Regions from separate parts of the Mus musculus genome. Here regions 2 and 3 are each linked to region 1. A link is a loop called in an ENCODE intact Hi-C map of the cell type or tissue named here. Cell type or tissue: heart. All regions are shown on one strand.

Region 1 (8,000 bases):
TGTGTGTACACACACATGTCTGCTTATCTGTGTGTACACACACATGTCTGCTTGCCTGTGTGTACACACACATGTCTGCTTGCCTGTGTGTACACACACATGTCTGCTTGCCTGTGTGTACACACACATGTCTGCTTGCCTGTGTGTACACACATATCTGCTTGCCTGTGTGTACACACACATGTCTGCTTGCCTGTGTGTACACACACATGTCTGCTTGCCTGTGTGTACACACACATGTCTGCTTATCTGTGTGTACACAGACATGTCTGCTTGTCTGTATGTACACACACACACATGTCTGCTTATCTGTGTGTACACAAACATGTCTGCTTGCCTGTGTGTACACACACATGTCTGCTTGCCTGTGTGTACACACACATGTCTGCTTGCCTGTGTGTGCACACATGTCTGCTTGCCTGTGTGTACACACACATGTCTGCTTATCTGTATGTACACACATGTCTGCTTGCCTGTGTGTGCACCACGTGCATGCAGGTCCCTGCAAGGCCAAGAGAGAGTGTTGGGACGTCCAGAACTGGAGTTACAGGAAGTCTTATGTTCTCCATGGTCGATGCTGTGAACAGGACCCTGATATTCTGTAAGAGCAGCATATGCTCTTAGCTGCCAGGTCATCTCTCTACCTAATGTGACTCTTCAGGGTCCTTAAGGTTCCTTGTCTCTTGCCTCTCTGTCCATGGCTACAAATAGCATTCATCTGCCTCCTTGATCCTGCCTGCTCCTTCCTCGGGATACCTTCGATGCCTCCTTTTGGCACATCGCAGTTCGCTTGAGTCATTTATCTCACTTTTAATTACATGTGTGTGTCTACAGTAATTTTGTTTTGAGATGCCACTCCTCAGCTCTCAATCTATGTGCTTTGGGTAGCATTGTCCAAACCCTGGACTCTGAAGTGGATCGTGTGACCAGGCCAGTGGGTACAATCCATCCCTGGTGGCTTCAGTGATTGGTTCGGGAGCAGGCAGGTGATGTACACAGTCATTCAAGGTTAAGGGCACCTGACTGTTGGGCTTTGGATCAGTGACTCTCATACTTCCACCAGTCTAAGCTGGTGACAATGTAAGCTTGGGTTACTGCAAGTAGCCCAAGAGATGCAGAGCCAAAGGAAGGCTCCCAGTGACATAATTTAAGCTCTGAATCAAACCGTACCTGAAGCCAAATCCATCTCGTCTGTCTTAGTCACTGCTCTACTCCTGTGAAGACACACCAAGATCAAGGCAACACATAAAAACAGAAAGGCATTTAACTGGGAACTTGCTTACAGTTTCAGAGGCTTAGTTCATTGTCATGGCAGGGAGCGCACTGCATGCATGGCACTGGAGCTGTAGATGGCAGCTACGTCCTGATCTAAAGGCCCAGAAAGACCCTGGTCCTGGCATGGGACTCAAACCCCACCCTCAGTGACACACCTCCTCCAACAAGACCACCCCTCCTAAGCCTTCTAATCTTATCAAAGAGTTTGTGGTGGGTTGAATAGGTTTGGCACTAACTAAGACAGAGTTCCAGTCCCTTGTGAGTAAGCATTCAAATAGATGAGCCTATGGTACCATTCCTGTTCAACCCCCATACCATCTTTGCACATTTTGGCTACAGGACCCAGCTGATTGTTAAGTAGGGAACTGTTTGGAACTGCAGTTGAACAGTCTCAGCATAGGCTTGGCCTATGCTGTCTTCCCTTTTACTACAAGTGAAGGGACTGTATTTGTGCCTAGGACCTGGCTCAGTCCCTAGTATAAGAGTGCTCAACAAATGAGTGAAGAGAGGTCTTAGAGCCACCCTTCCTCTCTCAGACCTAGAAACGAGACAGCTGGTGGTGGCTCTTTGTGGGTGTACTGGCTAGTTTTGTGTCAACTTGACACAGCTGGAGTTATCACAGAGAAAGGAGCTTCAGTTGAGGAAATGCCTCCATGAGATCCAATTGTAAGGCATTTTCTCAATTAGTGATCAAGGGGGAAAGGCCCCTTGTGGGTGGGACCATCTCTGGGCTGGTAGTCTTGGTTCTATAAGAGAGCAGGCTGAGCAAGGCAGGGGAAGCAAGCCAGTAAAGAACATCCCTCCATGGCCTCTGCATCAGCTCCTGCTTTCTGACCTGCTTGAGTTCCAGTCCTGAATTCTTTCAGTGATGAACAGCTGCATGGAAGTGTAAGCCGAATAAACCCTTTCCTCCCCAACTTGCTTCTTGGTCATGATGTTTGTGCAGGAATAGAAACTCTGACTAAGACAGTGGGTGACAGTCATATGATAGGGTCCCGTGGGAACCAGTTTTCTTTAGAGTAAGGAGCTTTAGCTACAAGAAAGAACTATCACAGAAAAAGCTCTTTGTGACTCATGAGACTCTCGGAGTACCTAAAATTCTCTTAGTAAAACCAGTTTCCTTATGGTTCTCTCTCTCTCTCTCCCTCCCTTTCTCTTTCTCTCTCTTTCATTTGCTTAGAGAATAACTAGAATTACCTTTAAAAAGTTGGGATAGGAAGGGGCTGAGGGTGGGGTGGGGCAAACATGGAATTGGGAACTTTTGAGCTCTGCCAATATGTTACCTTTTCAAAAATTACATAAGGCACTGGCAAATCTCAGAAGGTAAGGGACTTGTTGCTAAGCCTGATGGCTTGAGTTTGATCCCTACAACCCACATGGTGAGGAAAAGAACATATTTGGGCCAGTTGTCATCTGATTTCAACATGCATGTGTGACATGTCTTCATGAATGCATGTGCAGAGACACAGGCACAGATACACACACTCACTAAACCTACCATGAGCTGTTATCAGCTCTCCACAGCTGCGGGAGGGTGTGTGGCAGCTGTTTCCCTTTGGGGCGGGTGGTTAGGGGGTATGCTGGCTAGTCTTCCATCAACTTGGCACTCAAACTAGACTTATCTGGAAGGAGGGACTCCCAGTAGAGAAAATGTCTCAATAAGATCTGTCTGTAAGGCATTTTCTTAATTAGTGATGGATGGGGGATGGCCCAGCCCATTGTGAGTGATACAGTCCCTGGGGCTGGTAGTCCTGGGTTCTGTAAGAAAGCAAGGGGGCAAGCCAGTAAGCAGCACCCCTCCATGGACTCTGCATGAGCTTTTGCCTCCAGGGTCCTGCCCTGTTGGAGTTCCTGTCCTGACTTTCTTCAGTGATGAACAGTGATGTGGAAGTGTAAGCCAAGTAAACTCCTCCCCAACTTGCTTTTTGGTCATGGCATTTTGTCACAGCAATGGAAACCCTAAGATAGGGTGTATGTTTCTGAAAGGCTGGCAGGACTTCTTGCGTTGACTGGGGAAAGAGAGGTAGAAAGAGGGATGCAGAGGCTAGGGGACTATCTGGAGGGATCTGTCTTGGGTAAGGAAGGCCACACCTGATAAGCAAAAGGGAATAGAATTAGGCAGGCTTAAAAGAAGGGTATGGCAGCAAAGAAACTCTGGTCCTGGCTGGCCTTGATTCCCAAGACTGTTATCTTACAATGTTATATACCAACTATGTCTAGAAGCATGTCCTGTTAGCCTTCTGAGCCTGTGGGTTCTTCGGTAAAATGGAGAGGCTGGAATGACGACCTGGACAATGTGACTCCCAGTTCTGGTGTTCTCTAAGTACTAACCTTCTCTCCATGGTTCCTCTGTGAAATGAAGGGACGCCCCATTCAGAAAAGGTGTGAATGGCACCAGCCATGTGGTAGGTGCCTTAGGACACATGGAGCTTAAGCACCAAGAGCTGGAGTCAACCCAGCTCTCAAGGGCACGCACAGTTCCACCCTGAGTTTAGACATCTGTGGAGAAAGCAATGGGTTAGCCCGGTGTGCAGCCTCCACCTTACCTCCCCTCCCCTCCCCTCCCACAGTGCCTTCCTCTTCGGGCACTCTCATTGGCTGGAGGCTTTGAGACCTGCAGATTGTCTGGGGAGAGGCTGCTGGCCTTCACCTTAGAGATTCTCACTGCGGAGGGGAGACCCCACCTAAGGAGCTCAGTTCTTAGTCACAGGGTGGCAAATTGAGACTAGCAGCATGTGAAGATGCAGGTGTGGGGTCACTTGGGGTCAGGTGGCTGATCTGTGGCGCTGGAGGATACATGTGGGATCCTGGGTCTAGGATATTGTCAGGGTTTAGAAAGCAAGGACCTTGAGTTCAGGGTCTGATACCATGGCAACTGGCTACAAGCACAGGTACTGAAAGGGACTTAGTTCCTGGCATCCAGCCCTTCTGTAGGGCAAGAGCATTAACAGTGGCTCATGGGCAGGAGGAAGAGGCCTTTCAAGCCCTGCAAGACCCCTGCCCAGTGTTTGTGCTCATTTCTGTAAAATCCAGGATAGACACCAGGTAAATAGTGCGTGTCATTTGGGGCGGTAGAGTAATTTCTGATTTTCTATGCATTGCATTCTTATTTTTTATTTTCTGCAGTAATTATAAAACCTTAGAAACAAAACCATACCATTGCACCCTTGGATTGCATGTGCTGAACACCCATGTTCAAAGGTCACGAAGAGATGGTCTCCTGGCCTCAAAGGCCTGTCAGCACAACTCTGCCAACCTCAGCATCTTGGACTCCAATCACTTCTTGTAATGGAGGAGTCACCTTATTGCTGTCCCCAAGTCTCCCTAGGTTCCCTGCAGTGCTGCAGGAACAGACTGGTCAGGTGAGTCAGCTAACTTGTCATATTTTATTTCCACGCTGGCTACAGGCACATCTGGGCAGAAAGCATCACCAAAGACCTCGACAAGACTTGCTAAAGTGATGCTTACTCTTTGTACCTGCAAACAGTTGTGTGGATTAGAACAGGGCATTTTGCCCAGAGGAATAACAACAGCCACTGGGAACAACAGCAGGTGGGATCTGATGAAAAACAAAGAAACAAAGAAACAAACATAATGGGTGTTTTAAAACTCTAGGCACTTTTCCCCAAGAGACCAAAGCCTGAGAACAGTGTGATTCTTGGTGCAGGTCTGCCCCCTACAGGCCAGATTCTCAATTGACTGGGTTACTTCTGTAGGGCCAGAATAGTAGGTCTAGTTCTCTGCCGCCCCGTGTCTGTTTTTTTTCACTGTGAGATGTTTCCCCAGGTAAAGTACCTTCAGGGCCTCCCTCTTTTGCCAGCTCCCTCAGCTAGGAACGTAACCTGGCGACTCAACCACACATTGGCTGCAGTAAGAATTTTAGACTATAGAAGTTTTAAGAGACATGTCTTCCCTTTCCTATCTAGGAGTAGTGTGTATTTCTAGCTCATGTGTTGACATGTATGTAGCAAGGCAGTTTCCATTTTGGTCACATTAGAGTCAGAGATGAGCCACAAGTAGATCTGTCCAGATTTGTCTTCCAGATTTAAAATAGTGCAATGCTTCAAGTATGCCTATGGATTCTAATGCCTGGTTATGATGGGGTCAAAGACACTGGACCTAAAAGACAAGTTACGATCAATCGTTTGGAAATGACCTGTTTCACTTAGCCCTACCTGTCTGATCACTAGTGCCTGCCCCTGGGCCCTCTTGCTATACACCTGGTACAGAATGATAAGCATTTAAACATTCACGTGTGCTTCGAGTGTTCCCTTCAGATGGGTCATGTTGGGTCTCCTGTTATCAGATGAAGCTTGGTGGGGCCAAAACATTTTGTGTGCTGGTTTGAATATGCTTGGCTCAGGGAGTGGCACTATTAGAGGTGTGGCCTTCTTGGAGTAACCTTGTTGGAGGAAGTGCATCACTGTAGGTATGAACAGTGAGACCCTCTTCCTAAGCACGTGGGAGCCAGTCTTCTCCCAGTGGCCTTCAGATGAAGATGTAGAACTCTCAGCAACTCCTGCACCATGCCTGCCTAGATGCTGCCATGCTTCTTGTTATGTCCGACCAGCAGCTCACATATCTGGGTTCTGTTCTGGGAAGGCATCTTGGAATCTGGAAGAGAAGAGGGAGCTAGGCGGACGAGAAAAAGATGAAGCTAAGACAAAAATTCTGATCAAAGCTCAATTTTACTAATTCGCTCACCGAGTTATGAAGGAGGGGAAGGGGCCCGATTCCCGCCAAATCATCTTGGAGTAAGGTTGCAGGTGAACACCTGGTAGCTCCGGAACAGCTAGTTGGCAGGCAGAGGCAGTGGGAGTGGCAGGACGATAGGGTGGCAAGCTCCGCCCCATGCTCTCTAACACTGAAACCTGAGCAAACAGGTTTCAGGCTGGGGAGGGGAGGTTACAGCTCCTGGCTTGATAATGGACTGAACTTCTAAACCTGTAAGTCAACCCAGTTAAATGTTGTTCTTAGTCAAGGTGTCTTTCATAGCAGTAAAGTCATAAGCAACAAAGGTTCTCTCTAGACTAATGACAGAATGTTATCTTAAATGTGTGCATTTTTACATTGATCAGAAAGCAAACATGGTGTGCTGGGTAGTTTTATGTCGGCTTGAACAAGCTGGAGTTACATTAAAGGAGGGAACCTCAGTTCGGAAAATGTCTAAGATCCAGCTATAGGGCATTTTCTTAATTAGTAATTAATTGGGTACCATTTTGTGTGGTGCAATTCCTGGGCTGGTGGTCCTGGGTTCTATAAGAAAGCAGGCTGAACAAGTCATGATGAGCAAGTCAGTAAGCAGCATCCTTCCATGGCCTCTGCATGAGTTTCTGCCTCCAGGTTCCTTCCCTCACTGCTTTTGATGATGAACCGTTCTATAGAACTGTGAATGAAACAAACCCTTCCCCCCCCCCCCCCCAAGTTGCTTTTGGTCATGAAGTTTCATCGCAGCAATAGTAACCCTAACTAAACATTCAGTTATACACTAGAATAAAGGGGAGACGTTTTAAATAGCACTGATGCTGGACTTGGGGCCTGGGTATTGGCACTTCTGAATGTTTTCCCGTCAACCAGTCTAAAACCATATTACTGTAGAAATGCTGGGGTCACACATTTGTGTTGCTGCCTCTGACTTTTTATGTCCACTTCAGAGATCTGAACCTAGGTCCTAAGGCTTGTGTAACAAGCACCTTTATCCACTGAGCCATTTCTTTTTTCTTTTTCTTTTTTTCTTTTCTTTTCTTTTCTTTTCTTTTCTTTTCTTTTCTTTTCTTTTCTTTTCTTTTCTTTTCTTTTTTTTTCTGAGACAGGGTTTCTCTGTATAGCCCTGGCTGTCCTGGAACTCACTTTGTAGACCAGGCTGGCCTCGAACTCAGAGATCCACCTGCCTCTGCCTCCCGAGTGCTGAGATTAAAGGTGTGTGCCACCATGCCCGGCTCACTGAACCATTTCTTGAGTGCTGAAATGACAGGCTTCAACTAGTGTGCTTGAATGTTTAAAAATTTTTTAAAAGAACAGCATTCCTATAATTGAAGCTAGAAGATTAAGTCAAATTCTCTCTTTACAAATGAACTCAGAACACAGCGGCTTCTGGTGTGCCAGGGAGCAATAATGTCTGAGACAGACTTCTTACAGCACCAAGAAATGATAAAGGGTTGGCCTTAATCTCCCAAGATGGAAAGCAAAGGGAAGAAGAGTCTGTGTCACTACGCTGTGGTGGGTGGGGGCAGCAAGGCAGTCAGGACTCTACAATGCTTCTTGGCACTTTTGGTCTCAGGACCCTTTTACAGACTTTAAAAAAAAAAATATTTACTTATTTATTTTATATATGTGAGTATATTGTCACCGTCTTCAGACACACCAGAAGAGGGCATCAGATCCCATTACAGATGGTTGTGAGCCGCCATGTGGTGGCTGGGAATCGAAATCAGGACCTCTGGAAGAGCAATCAGTGCTCTTAACTGCTGAGCCATCTCTTCAGCCCCCCTTTTATACTCTTAAGAACAGGATCCCCAAGAGCTTCTCTGTGGCTACAGAAACATGACACTAGAAATTAGGAAAAGAGTGAAAATACATAAACTTAAAAATCTGCCCCATGCACACAAATTCTTATAATTATTTCTATGGCAATAAATGTATTTTCTAAAATATATGTAAAAAAGGATGATATTTATTTTGCATTTCTGCCAATTTCTTTAATATCTGGCTTAATGGAAGGCAGC
Region 2 (8,000 bases), 55 kb before region 1:
AGAGAGAGTGAGAGAGAGACAGAGAGACAGAGAGACAGACAGAGACAGAGAGAGTCAGAGAGAGAGACAGAGAGAGTCAGAGAGAGAGAGAGAGAGAGAGAGAGAGAGACAGGCAAAGAGAGAGTAACGATTTTGAGAAGCAGACAGACTTGGTATCTAGGGAAGCATTAAGAACACTCACCTGAGTGTGCGTGTCTGAATTAGGGGTTCTACTGCTGGGACAGAACCATGACCAAAATCAACTTGAGAGGAAAGCGTTCATGTTTTTCTTCTGGCTTATAGTCCATCTTCCCAGGGGCAGGAACTGCAGGCAGGAGCTGATGTAAAGGTCATGGAGGGTGCTTCTTATTAACTCCATCTTCATGGCTTGCTCAATCTGCTTTCTTTTTTCTTTTTTTGTCTTCCTTCCTTCCTTCCTTCCTTCCTTCCTTCCTTCCTTCCTTCCTTCCTTCCTTTCTCTCTTTCTCTTTCTTTTTCTTTTTCTTCTTCTTTTTCTTTTTCTTTTTCTTTTTCGAGACAGGGTTTCTCTGTGTAGCCTTGGCTGTCCTGGAACTCACTTTGTAGACCACCTCCAACTCAGACGAACTCAGAAATCCACCTGCCTCTGCCTCCCAAGTGCTGGGATTAAAGGCGTGCGCCACCACTTCCCGGCTGTCCTGTTCTCTCTTAAAAAATTTTTATTTTATTATTTTATGTGTGTGGGTGTTTGTAAGTCTATACCGCATCTATGCCTGGTACCCTCAGATGCCAGAAGCCCATGAGATCCTGTGGGCTGGGGTTACAGGAGGTGTGAGCCACTGAGTGAATGCTGGAAATTGAACCGGGTCCTCTGCGAGAGCGACAAGTACTTTTAATCACAGAGCTATCTCTCCAGGCCCCAAAAGATAAACAAAAAACCAAACCAAACAAAACCAAAACCAACCCTTAAATTCTGCCAGTCCTTTCTTGTTCCTGTTCTCCCCTCGGGCCTGCAAGCACTTGCATTAAGAACAGCACCACAGCGGGAAGGGACTTGGGGCAACTGTAGCAGCCCTGTCTTGGTTCTCACCTCCTTGACAGTGAGCTGGGGACAGGGATGCTCATGCTTTGACTTGTGCTAAATCAATCATGGCTGCACATGCCTGGGAACACTTGGGAGCTGAAGGCAATAGGGTCAGGAGCTAAAGCCCGATTCCATACTTCTTGTAAGTCATGAGTTCGAGGCCAGCCTGGGTTACATGAGACCCTGTTTTTAAGAAGAAAGATCATGGAGTATACGGAGCTGCATTAGCTTCAGGCCGTGTTCTCACTTTTCTTTCAAGAGCACGCCTGATGTGCTGCCATGAGGCTCTTCTGTTTAGAAGCTGGCCTCATGCAATGTAAAATCGACGTTCTAGCTAATTATAGCAAATGTGCATGTGTTTATATATGTTTACATATAATTAAAATTATTTTTTTCCTCTTAAGAATAATGCATTAAGGGCTGGAGAGATGGCTCAGCGGTTAAGAACACTGGCTGCTCTTCCAGAGGTCCTGAGTTCAAATCCCAGAAACCACATAGTGGCTCACAACCATCCATAATGAGATCTGATGCCCTCTTCTGAGGTATCTGAAGACAGCTACAGTATACTTACATACAATAAAGAAATAAATCCTCTTAAAAAAAAAAGAGTAATGCATTAAATAAGAAGAAACACAGCACTCAGGAACGAGGAGCAGAGCTGCAGTAAACTCAGTGTCAGACCAGGTTAAGTCAAGGCCCTTGCTATATGGTGAGCTCCTGTCTCAACAAAACAAACAAACAAACCCTATTAGGCTGATACTCATCGATACTATATACCATCCTCGGCCTTTATTGGCTCTTTCTTATCCTGCTCTTTCAACAAGAACCCCCACCCCTGGGCCCTGGGAATGTAGCTGGCCCTGGGAATGTAGCCATATGGCTGGCTATGGCTGAATAGTTCAATTCAGCCTGTGGAATCCTGGCCTGTATTTTTTAAAATAAAATCTAGAGTGTACAAGTCCCTAACTTGCTAAGTAAGTTAATAGCTTGGAACCTGGCACATGGTCTCTGATGGGAACACTATTTTGGATAGTGGTCAGGTTTCCAAACTGACCAACAAACACTTCTTTTAATATAGTTGATTCTTCGATATATTTTAGTTATCCCAGTGTAGCTAAAGACCATGTGTACTACTGCCAGATGTCCAGCCGTGGGCCTGTATCTAATAGCTGGACAGTCATGGTGAGCTGGGGCATCTGGATGTATGAGCAACTGTCCTAGCTCAGAGGGTCAAGTGCAACTCAGTTCTTAATTTGGTGCTTGGACATTAGGAGAGTGAGTGGGGACCCTATTCAGGAGGTTTTCTTACTTGAAAAGCAAAAGTTGCTTTTTGTTTTCTGTTTTGTTTTGAGACAGACTCTTGCTGTGTTGGTCTCCCTCCAGTAGATGCTCTTGTCTCAGCCTCCTGAGTATGGGGGTTACGGTGTGAGCCACCATGCTTGCCTCTGCTTTGTTCTTTTCTCACAAGCTCAGGCTGTATCTTCCTCAATGCCTTGGTGCCTCTTTATTGAGCTCTGTGTAGTTTTAGGCTGGTTCTTGCTACTTAACCCCCTGAATACTAAAGGGGAAAGGCTGATGAAGATTCTTGGTTGTTGATTCATAGAATTTACCTAGGGAAGCCAGCTGTGGTGGCACATGCTGATAATCTCAGCACTTGGGAGGCAGAGGCAGTTGGGTTCTTTGGGAGTTCAAGGACAGCTTGGTCTACATAGCACGTTCTAGGCCAACCAGGGCTACACAGTGAGGCCCCCTCTCAAACTCTATGTTCTGGTTCCTGAGAGAGAGAGAGAGAGAGAGAGAGAGAGAGAGAGAGAGAATTTAACCTCAACTTCCCCTCCAGACATAGAGCTGGGGACTCTTCTCTAGTGGAACAGTCAGCCCACTAGACTTCCTTAGGGACAGTCAAGTGAAAATCACAGTGTTTGTAGCCTTAGCCTTTAGTTTAGGGGGTCAGCTTGACCAGGTGGATGTGCTTCGGGTCTGTAGGTAGGCTTTTGTTTTTCCCCTACAAATAGACTGCAGTGAAGTACAAGGGTCCTCAAACTCACTGTGTAGCCTAGGAGGACCCTGAACTTCGGAACCCCCTGCCCCTTCCATCTCTGAGTGCTGGGATTATAGGAGGACACAACTGCCCCTCCGTTTGCGCTGCAGCGATGGGGACTGAGCCCAGGGCTTTGTACATAAGCACTGTGGTGTTCTGTATATGCTTAGCCCAGAGAGTGGCACTATGTGAAGGTGTGACCTTGTTGGAATACTTGTGGCCTTGTTGGAGTGGGTGTGCCACTGTGGGTGTGGGCTATAAGACCCTCATCCTAGCTGCCTGGAAGCCAGTATTCTGATAGTAGCTTTTAGATGAAGATGTAGAACTCTCAGCTCCTCCTGTACCATGCCTGCCTGGATGCTGCCATGTTCCTGCCTTGATGATACTGAATTGAACCTCTGAACCTGTAAACCAACCCCAACTAATTGTTGTCCTTTATAAGACTTGCCTTGGTCTGTTCACAGCCATAAAACCCTAAGGCAACCACCAAGTTACATTCTCAGCCCTAGAAACATTTTTTTTTTTAATGTGTAGCAGTCACTGTAATCTGGATTTTTCTGTCCAATTACCACTGGAAGAGACTTTAATTGTAGTCATCTCGTAAAAGAAAACATACCCATGGCCACAGATATACAAAGAGAGGCTCGGTGTCAGGGTCATGCACAGTCAGGACAAGAGCACCACACTGAGTTGCAGAGTCTATTGCCAGGGCATCATGGTGGTGCCTGCTGTGATCCTGGTGCTGGAGCATCAGGAGTACAAGGTTACACTCAGCTGCATACTAAGTCTGGGGCTTGCAGGGGCTACAGAAGTCCCCCGCAAATGACAGCCCCACAAAACGACAGAGGATGGAGAAGAGCTGGAGTCCCAGTTTTCTGTTTCTTCCTACTATACTACTCAAGGGACCCCTCTAAAGTCCCACTTAATCCTTAGTCCCTGCATAGGGACAAAGGGACAGTTGAATCACGGGAGGAAGAGATACCTGGTGCTGCCCACCTGTGCCTCTCACTTGCTGGGGTGTGTGTGTGACTTGAGCCAACTTCCCTCAAAGGCTGAGCATCCAGGGAGGGAGGCTTGTTTAAGTTTGGAGCTGCAGTTATCACCAGTGCGTCCTTCTCTTTCACTTCAACTTGTTTCATGTATGTGCTACTGTATCACCTCCAGCATCCGCCAGCCAGTCCAGAGGCACCACTTAGACTTATTTGAAAATTGTGGGTGGAGACTTTTCCAGACACATCCTCTTGGCGGACTGCCTCTGTTGTGGGAGGAGGAAGTGGTAACCTGAGCCGACTCCGGAGTCCTTTTGACAAGCAGCCTCCTGCCACCAGACAGGAAGTAAACCATCACTCCCTGGGGAGAAGGGAGGGTGCAGCCACCCTGCTGTGCCCTTAGTCCAGTATTCACTGGTCCCAGCGAGTGCCCATGCCACTGCAGTGGATGAGTTTGGTGTGTCCCAGAAACAATGCTCTTTCCTTTTGGTTTAATTGGTCTCTGGGGAGTGGTCTTAAATATATCTCTGAACCCTGAGGAAGCAACTGAGTCTCATCTGTTTTTCTTTCATTATAGGAGAGGGACACTAGTGGGTGTGAAGTTCTCAGAGTCTAGTGTGATGGTGTCCATGTATAATCCCAACACTTGAGAGGTATAAGCAGGTAGATCCATGAGTCTGAGGCCACTGTGGACTATATAACAAGAGCCAAACAAGCTACAAAAACCCAAGTGCTGGGGACAGAGATCATCAGAATAGAACTAGCCTAGCATGTTTGAGGCCCTGGATTCCTATCTCCAGGACTGTCAAGAAGAAAAGACCTCCCCTGCTCCCCCAACCCATTTCAGCATATTTCCTTAACATCACCCAGTTCAAGTATGGAAGAATTCTCAATACCACTGACTTTTCTAAGAGAAAAGTTTCCTAGGAAAAAGTTTGAAGTCTTTTCTGGGCTGTGATGGATAGTCTTCTTGTCACCTTTGGCTGGTGTAGGGAGCAGAGGAAGACCTGAGTGAGTGAAGCATATGTTGACATAGGCATGGCCTTGGCCCACGGGACAACTGGCAAAGCCATTCCTCATATGGCGCATGCTCAAGAGACATGGCAAAGCTTTTCTTAGGAATGGGTGTTTATGGATGATTGATCAAGGTATGTGAAGACTAGGAACTATGGCTTCCTTCTCCTGGATGTTTTCAGCCTGAGATTGCTGGCCACAGATACCTCCTGAAGAGACTAGTTAACCTTTGTCCCCCTGTGCTGTACCTACTTAACACATTGTGGTTGCAGCTTGCAGTGATAGCTGAACTCCACCTGGTCCCAGCTTTACTGTATGAGTGTCTGTGTGTCTGTCCTTTTTTTTTATTACCGTGCCACACCTAGCCAGGGCGATTGGACCCAAGCCATGAAGGTTGGGTGGGACTGGATTAAGAGACCCATTGAAAGATGATACAACCTTCTTCTGGGTGTGCCCATAAGGGTGTTTCCAGTAACAATTAGCATGTGGGTGAGTGAACTAAGAGAGTAGAGGACTCTGTGTGAGACTGTGATGATGCCATGTGCCATTGTACATTTTTCCAGATGTGCAGAATACAGAACACTATGAACAAAGTCTAATGTGCATGAAGTATAGCGAGTGACAGTGCTGTGTGAGTATGAGTTTATCAGTAATAAATATATTAGTCTGATGAGGATGCTGATATGGGAGGCCACACATGGGTGGAAACAAGGGACATTTGGGAAATTCCAGTAGCTTTTTTTTTTCTTCCAAATTTACTATCAACATAAACTTGCTTTAAAATCGTAGTCTTGGGCTGGAGAGATGCCGCAGCAGTTGAGAGCTCTGGCTGCTCTCCCAGAAGACCTGGTTTGATTCCTAGTACCCACATGATGGCTCACAACTATCTGTAACTCCAGTTCCAGGAGAGCTGATGCCTTCTGACCTCAGTGAACATCAGTCATGCATGTCTAGACAGGGCTGAGTGGAAAACACTTATACACATAAAATACACATAAAATAATAAAACAATAATTAGGAACTAAATAAAAAGAACTGATCTTGATTCTTATTGTTTGTAATCTTTTAAAAGGAACATAATAATTTAAAGTTTCTGTTTCACTCTGTAGCTCAGATTGGTTTGGAACTCACTATGTAGTCTAGGTTGACCTTGAAATCACAGTAATTCTCCTGCCTCTGTCTCCCAAGTGCTGGGATTGCAATCATTAGCCTCCTGTTCCTGGAAAGCTATTGTGGGAGGCGTAAGGATCCTGTGCTCACAGAGAAATATAGAGAAACCAGGAATGTTAAACACACAGCATTGTTCCTTCAAAGGACACTTGTTAACTGTCCAGAAGGCTAGGAGCAGAGTAGTTCACCGGTTTCTAATGGTCTTCTGCACTGGTGGCCAAGACAATACTGGATCGTCCCCCAGACCCTTATTGTGAGCTTGTCAATCTATAGAAACTATCTTTACGGAGGCTGTCACATGTAGTCAATCTATAGAACCCATCTTTATAGAAGTTGTCATATGTACTTTACAAAGAGTTTTGATATAGTCATGTGGTTTTATTGTGCATGCAGGATCGAGCTAATTATCATCAGCAATATTTTCACAAAAATGAAAATTGTCTCCCACAGATCGTTTTCTGCTGGCCATGGTGGTTACAGAGACCCTCTCATCTCTGATGTACGTGAGTTAAGCAGGACCAGGACCGGGGCCTGGGTGGGGCGGGGTGGGGATGTGGTGATTTCACAGTACATAGTGTTATAGAGTCAAGGAAAGGCAGCAAAGGTCAGCCATGGACTGAATCTTCCTGCTCTGATGGCCTTTGTGTGTCTCTGCAACTGGAACATCACAGCTGCATCTCTTGTGGCTACCGTTGAGTCCCACCCAGTCCCCAGTGGCGTCTTCCTATAGAAGTGAGACTTCCTCAGTCCCTTATGGTGACACGTCTGTAATTCTAGTGCACGGGAGGTTGAGGATGGAGAACGAGTTCTAGTCTAGCCTGAGTTACAAAGCAAGACCCTGTCTCCAAAAACAAACAAAAAAGGATCTTGTAGTTTCGAAGAGATTTCGACATTTGTCTGGGATTCCCTGGCTTGCTCTGACTTGAGTTTCTACAGCCCAGTGTTCAGAGCCAGATCCACCAGTCTTCAGCACGTCTCCCATCACACATGGGATTTCCTTTTCGGTGTAGCCTGAGAACAGTTTGGATCTGCTTGCCTTGGCTTACGATCCAAGAAGTCTTGAGTTTGAGGCAGTGAAGGAGGTAATTATATTTTATGTAAACATGCATATTTTTATTTTTAGCAGCAAGGGTGGAGTATAGACAGAGAGGGGGAAGTGCTGATGACTGGCGAGATGTACGAGAGGACAAAGAACAGGAAGCTTGTATCTCATTTCCTCTTCCCATTTGTCACTACCATCTCCAGAAGACTCTTTTAATGGCCTGCATTTGAAATGTTTTGTTATAAAAATAACATTATATACAAAAAGAAAACCTGCCAGTGTTTCCATCGTTTAGCTCACTAGTGTTACGATTATGAAGCACTTTGTGGTTTTCGTTTTTGTGTTTCCCACTCAGTGTGTATATAAGAGTACACTGTACATAATAACAGTTATGTGAGTGATGGCCTTTCTCTGTATTGGACTCAACTTCTTTTGTTGCAACTGAAATCCTGGAAAGGTAGGCTAGAGATAAAGGGGACTAAATACATCACAACATCAGCATTTTCCCACAGCACCAACTGTCCTGTGAGGGAAGAGAGAGCACAACAGCACACACGTTCTGTATCTTTCTTTAACACATCGCGGAAGAGTGTAAGACAATGTATCGACAACTGAAGTTCTCAGTGGATGCTGTTTAGTAGCCACACTGAAGCACTTCTGCTGTGTTTGTGCTCTAAACGTGCTAGTTAATACAGTGGACCA
Region 3 (8,000 bases), 250 kb before region 1:
GCAAGGCATTATGTGAAACACAGCACAAAAATCTGGTTGTGATAGTGTCTAAACACACTGATACACTAGGCGATTGGTCTTCACTTGGCTGGAAGGAGACAGCACTTTCATTGTACACACACACATCCAATACATATGCACAAAACCTAAGGAAACAAACCAACATAACTCAACATTCTCAGTAATTGTACTGGCGTGGGCAGGGCTGGTGAACCACCCAGCCACTGTGCTTCATTTGTCGAGTGTGGCAATCCCTGGTAAGGTTCTGGCGACGGAGACCATTTCTGTTCAAAGACTGTCTTTCACTGTGTCCTTTTATCCACTGGGAAGGGCGAAAACTCTTGGGTTGTTCCAAAAATGTTGCCTGAGCAGCAAGTGCTGCCACACAGCAGTGAATGTGCTTCCCCATTTCACTCTGGGCTTCCATTCTGAAATAGACCAAAGTAAGTGTATCAATAACAGAGTATATTACTAAAAAAGATACTTAGTAATTTGATTTTTTTACACTTATTTGTATATGGTTGGGTAAGAACTTGGAGTCTCGTGGATGATAGACTTAGATTTTATGACCATTTGATGAGAGTGGTAGGAGGGAGATACCAATCAACTGTTATGTTACTGTTTTTGAGGTTGGTCTTGATATTAAGCCCAGGCTACCCTCAATTTTGCCATCCTCCTCCTTCAGCCTCCCAAGTTTTAGAATTACAAATGTGTCATAACTCCTAGCTGAAAGATTAATTTTAATAGAAACATAGACTGTATTGTCCAGAGATGGCTAAATTAAAATGTGCTGTGGTTCTCCAGGAGAACTTACGTCTACTGAATACCTGCAATTCTATTTAATTTTCTGAGACAGAATCTCATGTAGCTTAGGATGAATGGCCTTCAATTTCTTATGTAGCTTACACTTGCCTTGAGTTATTGATCCTCCTGCCTCAGCTTCCCACATGCTGGAATTACCAGTATGGACCATCACACCCAGCTTTCAACTGTTTTGAAGATATTTCATTCTTAATTTTCAAATTTGATCAAAAAGCATATATATCAACAGTACCTTCGCAGATGATTTCTGGATACAAGTAAAATATCCTAGGTAACATGTGAATCATATTTCATAGAAATGCATATAAGGACATTCCACCAACTTGACATTTTTCTAGGTAAGAAGTCAATGCCTATTACACACATCAGTTTTTTATTTATGCCACAGAAGTACATATTTTGGAATGACATTTATATGGAAGTGCTTTAAGACCAGTATCTTAAGCCAGGCTGTAGCGTTAATCCTAGCATTCAAGAGGCAGAGGCAGGTAGATCTCTGAATTTGGAAGCCACTGTAGTCTACAGAGTTTTAGTTCCAGGACAATCAGGGCTACATAGAGAAACTGTCTCAAAAACCCAAACCCAACCCAACCCAAAAACCATGTATCTTAGAACATGGTTGTATATAGTAAGATTGTTTTCTATACTAAAAGCCAATCAAGTTGAACTAGTATAAGCTATATTAACACATAACAAAGTTCATTTTCTGCAGTGCTGTGTACTGATCTCAGGCCTCTTGCACAGCTGACAAATGCTTGACCAGATAGCTACATTCTCAGCACAACTGTGATGAATAAGATGATTCCTGAATAGGTTATTCTATCCAGACAGCTTCAAGCTCTCAATTTAGCCAGGAAAGACCTTGAACTTGTGATTCTCCCACCTGTACCCCTCTAGGGCTGTGTTTATAGGTGTGCACCACCACATCCAGTTTATTCACTAGCAGCTGAACCTAAGTTTTCTTGTACACCAGGCAAGCACTCTATAAACTGAGCTATATGCCAGTCTGAGTTTTAAGATTTTTTACCAGTTATTTTATTCAGGAAGGGTATACATATTTTGTCTAAAAATGATCAGAGGAAATATATACATATGCATGCATACACATGCATACACACAGTAGAACTAAAAGATCCCACTAGGAAATTAACAGAGGGTTGGGATGCAGCTCAATGGTAGAATGCTTGTCCAGTATGTACAAGGCCCTGGGCTTGATCCCTAGTAGTAGGGAAAAATAAAAGTATAAAAGAAAGAAACAAGCAAATAGGAAAAAAAAGCTAATATAAACTCAATGATTGTTAGAAGGTGGGCATTTGAGTTCCTAGTCTCCCTGCTCAGACTGATAACACAGATCATATGGTCCCAAAGTAAACATACTTACTCTGTGCCCGTGAGTCTTATAAGCAGCTTTTTCTGGCCCTACAAATGTTAAATGGTGAACTATTAAATCACTAGTAAGATTTAAAATGCCATTTTAACTTTACTCCTAGGACATGGTCATTTTTCTTTATTAAAACTGAGGTACTATGGGCAATTGAAGACATATATTACTTAAAATTATGGTTGTTCATAAACTTTCACAAACAATAAAGGCTAAGATGCAATAAAACATACACTCTAAAGCCATTATAAGTACTTAGCTTCATACTCATGTGGTTTCTACTGATATCCCTGAGGACAGAGTAGAAGTAATGTGTTTGAAGGACAGGGTTTATTGCTTGCTCAAAAGTAAGGACTGTATACTATATAAAGTCTTGCCATTTTAGTAACACTTGATTCTACCTTGATTTAGAAACATATGTACATATATAGCCCTTTTGAGACAGTATCTCACTGTGTATTTCAAGCTGCTCTTACACTAGTGATCCTCCTGCCTCACTCTCCTAAATGCTGGGATTACAATCACATACCACCATGTCTGGCCTTTGATAATTCATTTATGAAGCTATCTGTTTGTTGGTCCTACCTACATGTTAATACTTATGACGTAGGAATGCAAAACCAACTTCTGTGGCATCAAGTTACAAACACTAAGGTCCTAGATACAGTACCCAGATGCTGGTTGAATAAAGTTGATGAAGTGCTGTCTGGGGCTAGGTTCTTAGGGGAGATTAGAGTATGATCTGAAACACTACCACTGCGCTGCATCCCAGCCCTCTAGTAATTTCTTAATGCTATTTGTTTTAGTTGTACTCTACATATGTGCATTAATAGTATAGAAAGCATGGGTTCAGAGTATAGGCGAATAGTTACTGGTATGAGCCCATATAGTAAAAACAACAAAGAATATTCCTGGGGTGTTAATAGTATTCATCTGTGGATCTTGAGGGATGTCATTTCTACATATTTAAATTTTTGGCAATGAATATCTACTGTAATATATTACTATGCAAAGCTGCTGACTATACACACACAAATGTACATTAGTACTGAAAAGTATCAACTGCCAGTAAATAAATTAAAAGTGATAATTTGTTAACCATGTTATTTTTTATAAGTATAAATTTTTTGAGATTTTATTCATTTGTGTGTATATGAATGCTTTGCCTGCTTGTAAATCTGCACCACACCCCTGCAGTACCCATAGAGGCCAGAAGATGGCATCATACACAGGGACTGGAGACACAGTCATGAGCAGACATGGATTCTGGGACTTGAACTTGGGTTACATGAAAGAACCACCAGTGCTCTTAATAACTGAGCCATCTTTCTAGTCCCTAATCATCAGAATCAGTAGGGAAGAATTTTTAAGAACTGAAGAAATGCTTAAAGCAACTATAAAGCAATTAAAATATTTTAGTTGGGATGCTGAAAACACTTAACTCGGCAAAATTATGGCTTTCAATAAAGTGCCACTTGAAGACCCAGATTATGCCTGGTACTTTGTGATTGTATAAAGACATGATTTTTGTTTTGGTACAAGAAAGAGGAAATATATTTAGCCTTGCTAAAATGTATCTGTTTTAAGAGGTTAGTAATTCTAGAAAGGTTAGCATTGCCTGAGTTTTATTTATACTCCATCGATGGGAAACCAGCTATATACAGTGGTCCAGTGAAGCCACAGCCTAAACCATGCAAAAGGAGCCCTTCAGATGACAGTGCAGTACTCCAAAGGATCCAGACTTACCTGAATCCTCTACCTACAAAAAGGAATAAGTCAGTGGCAACACTCACAACATGCTTTGATGTCACAGGGCATGTTCCATGGACATGCATGATGGATTAGCCAGACTGTAAGCAGATGAGATGGAGAAGAGGACTTGGTTTTTGTGAGAATCATCTCAGATGTATTACTGAGAATGTTCTCTTGATGAAGGCCACAGAGTATCTGGAAGGTGGATTTGGAACACACTAATCTTAACTCACTTCTCTTCCCTGAGCTTACTGGGTCTTCACCTATCTCCATTTCGGACTACCATGTAACAGAACATCATTTCTGAATTCTGAGAGCAGCCCTCGGAACAAATACTTGGATTTTCAAGATTAAGCACCATTTAAGATGACTTAGCTAAGAATATATAGAAGAAAATCAATTTTGAGACATGAATTTAATACCCTAAAATAATCTAGTCTATAATATACCAGAATTACATTCTAATATACTTATCAGAAATACTAGTCTTTTCATTTCCCTTCAGTAGCATGATTTTATAAAGGAGATGGCTATTATACAACTGAGGCATGCTACAATTAATAACCTTATAAAACTCTATCTTGACCTGAATGTTGTATTTATAGCCCAAGTTACTTAAGTAAATTTCTAGCACAATTAGTTTTAAGTCTTCTAAAGCCTTAGCTTTGTTCTGTGTAGAAATAAAATTTTGCTTATCAGACTACTTATGCAGAGAATGAAGTGCTTGTAGCATACCTGGGACCACTTGAGTTATATTCATCATTTCCACAACTCGCCTCACTGAGACCAGGACAGGAGTTGTGCACAGCATAGACAGACATGCTGGGATGTTCAATGAGAAGGTTTTCCATAGGACTTGTTTCCACCTTGATAGTGGTTAATCCACCTGCTGTAAAACATGGGGGAGGAGTGATGAACCAGCTCTCCTCCATTGGACAGGACTCAAACTGAAGGAAGCAGGAATCACTGGTGTCAGTCAAGCATTCCAAAGATGCAGGTAAACAGGAGAAGACAGAAGTGTGCTCTGCTGAGGACTCTTCACCAATGTCTTCATCTTCTTCCTCTTCCTCTGCTGAGAAACCAGGGCAGGTATCTAGATTGTGAGCCACAGTGCATACAGGAGGGTACAAGTCAGTTGTGGAGTCACCCGTCAAGATCAAACACAGAATAAAGGACAATACTATATTAACAGATGCTCACAAAGGCATTTATATTTGCTTGTAACAATTATAATTTCCAATCTCTGTGTACTGTTACACAGACATTGAAGAATGGCATTAGGACTTCTTTTATTATGAGCCCTGTGCTTTCCTGTTTCTCATATGAGGGTTTCCTATCAAAGCACCTCTACTTGGACCAGGCTTTAGGGGTTACAAAACTAAGAGTTCACATTTTCTCTGTATATATGTATATATGTTTGAGGACACTAAGAAGGTCTATGTTTGTGCAGAAGCACTTTACTGCTGAGCCTCCAGCCCCAGAAGTTCCCACTTTTGAGCCAAGTGTGGTGGGGAAATAAAGGCAGGAGGATCAAGAGTATGTAAGATTATTGTCAGCTACACAGCTTGTTTGATGCCACTTCTTGTGACCATTAATTGTTGCGTATGCCTTACCTATGAAGTCAACAAGAATCCATTCATCATCTTCTTTCTCACTGAATTCTGGTTCTTGGCTGGAAGAAGTAGTGACTTCGCCTACAAACATTTTATTCAGTCTCTGAAACATTGTTAAGGCAAGATTGAGATTTTGGCTAGATATCTTTATAGCTGAGATTTCAAAACCCTGTCTTCAGTTGGCCCAATATCACAGACGAGAGATTAAAGTGCACAGTGTTTCTTCAACTTAGATGAAGAGCAAGAAGAGTCATCATCCCTAAAATAAAACAGAAGATGGCGATTTATTTTTATTTGTTGTGAGTTTGTTGCTGCTGTTGTTGTTTGAGGTTTTTTTTTTTTGTTTTGTTTCCTGTTTTTTTTGTTTTTGGAGATAAGGTTGGCCTTTACTTCCAATCCTCTCTTGCTTCCACAAGCCATCATTTCCCTACCCTATTGTCCTGCTGTTTGTATTCATTATGTATGTCTTTCAATATATCTTATATTTGTTGTATATTACTGGCATGGGGAAATTTTATACTGTGGAAACTTACCCATGCAAGAACTGGGGCTGGCAACACTATTCTCTGTGGAGTGAGTGGGTCAGGAGTCAGTGTGCACATGTTACTCAAACCTTGGTTTCCCCCTTTCTCACTTTAAAGCTTAGATAGATGGAGCTAGAGAGACAATATGGTTAAGATCATGAGTTGCTCTTGCAGATAACCAGTTCAGTTCCCAGCACCTACATAGTGGCTCACAATCATCTGTAAACTCCAATTCCAGGAGATCTAACATCCTCCAGAGGGCACCTGGCATACACATAGTACATATACACACATGCAGGTAAAACACTTATACACATAAAATAAATAAGCCGGGTGGTGGTGGCGCACACCTTTAATCCCAGCACTTGGGAGGCAGAGGCAGGCAGATTTCTGAGTTCGAGGCCATCCTGGTCTACAAAGTGAGTTCCAGGACAGCCAGGGCTATACAGAGAAACCCTGTCTCAAGACAAAACAAAAACAAACAAACAAAAAATAAAATAGATAAATCTGGGGGGCTATGTTGGGGGGAGTTAGGAAGATGAGCTAGTAAGATAGCTCAGTGGTAAAGGCACTTGCCTTTAGGTCTAAGCCTAATGACTTCACTTTGATCCCCGAGACAAACACAGTAGAAGGAGAGAACCAACTTATACTTATCCTCCAACCCCAACACATGTGCTACACATACACATTTTAAAAAAAGATTTAGGAAGCTACACAACTTCAATTGATAATGGCTCCTACTTTAGGTAGTTCTGGTGAGTTCTAAATGACAAAACCCAGCTTATTTTATCTAAGCACAAAGTACAGTTAAAAGTGCCCATTTCTACCTGGCTATCTGAGAGCATAGTAAACTGAACACACATCAAGAATAAATTTTAGGGCTGGTGAGATGGCTCAGTGGGCAAGAGCACCTGACTGCTCTTCCGAAGGTCCGGAGTTCAAGTCCCAGCAACCACATGTTGGCTCACAACCATCTGTAACGAGATCTGACGCCCTCTTCTGGAGTGTCTGAAGACAGCTACAGTGTACTTACATATAATAAATAAGAAATAAATCTTTTAAAAAAAGAAGAAATTTTAATTATTTTCTCAAGAATATTTCTTTGCTTTCCTGGCTCAAAGTTCCCTGCACAAATCAACTGTTACTCTACAAATATTTAGTGAATACCTACTATTTATAAGGCATAGTACTGGACACAGGGGGCCAGCAGTGAAAAAGAATCCCATAGAAAGTGAAACGGAGCAATTATGGATGTAGCAGAAATAATACTAGATGGTTCTCAGACCTCCTTAGTGTAGCTTTCCAGTAAGTGACCTTGGATACCTGAGATCTGAAGTGGAGAAGAGGCAGACAGAATACTATGAAAGCCTGCATAAGCAAGAGCATGGCAGTGTTCAGATAGCTTAAGATCCAGACAGGGTCACAAGAAGAAGCTAGGGGCCAAGTAGGACCAGATCCTGCAGGACCTTAGAGGGAAGAAATTAAGAAGAGAAACCCCTGGGTGGCTGGAGAGGTGGCTCAGCTTGGTTAAACACTGGCTGTTCTTCCAGAGGTCCTGAGTTCAATTCCCAAAACCCACATCGTGGCTCAACCATCTGTAATGGGATCCAATGCCCTCTTGTGGTGTGTCTGAAGACAGCAATAGTGTACTCATATACATACAATAAATCTTAAGAAAAAAAAAAAAAAGAAAATTAACCTTAGCATTTGACAAATTGTGACTAAAGGATCAAATTTCTTGGCCATCTTGAGGTAACATAGTGAAATGCTATTTTAAAAACAAAAACCCAAAAAATCTAGCAGTGGTGGCCGTGCTTTTAATTCCAGCACTCAGGAGGCAGAGGCAGGCAGGTCTCTCAGGAGTTGGTAAGCAGCCTGATCTACAGGACAGCTAAGACTACAGAGAAA

What was found. Hi-C counts contacts between places; a loop is a spot of excess contacts. Peaks named below come from ENCODE experiments on the same cell type or tissue, not always from the same donor. Only the 100,000 strongest peaks of a DNase experiment are listed, where the experiment ranks them.
Region 2: it touches region 1 in a loop (3-fold over the local background); 14 of 42 quality-filtered maps call a loop at or near these places.
Region 3: a loop joins it to region 1, with 7 times the contacts of the local background. A loop is called at or near these places in 39 of 42 quality-filtered maps.

The regions. Positions count from the first base shown.
Region 1 is chr4:10,909,760-10,917,759 of GRCm38, reverse strand. No RefSeq gene overlaps it. Among named protein-coding and RNA genes, the nearest start is that of 2610301B20Rik, 39 kb to the right of the region's middle. In heart, no CTCF peak of the experiment used is centred here; a DNase peak (open chromatin) is centred at 4,949.
Region 2 is chr4:10,964,412-10,972,411 of GRCm38, reverse strand. No RefSeq gene overlaps it. Among named protein-coding and RNA genes, the nearest start is that of Plekhf2, 39 kb to the left of the region's middle. In heart, no CTCF peak of the experiment used is centred here; a DNase peak (open chromatin) is centred at 4,381; H3K4me3 peaks cover 461 bases; H3K27ac peaks cover 920 bases.
Region 3 is chr4:11,162,138-11,170,137 of GRCm38, reverse strand. It overlaps Trp53inp1 (transformation related protein 53 inducible nuclear protein 1), which reads right to left. Exons shown (of 4, transcript NM_021897.4): 2 at 5,569-5,827; 3 at 4,691-5,048; 4 at 1-428. The coding sequence starts at 5,680. The coding sequence ends at 179. Among named protein-coding and RNA genes, the nearest start is that of Trp53inp1, 9.7 kb to the right of the region's middle. In heart, no CTCF peak of the experiment used is centred here; a DNase peak (open chromatin) is centred at 3,417.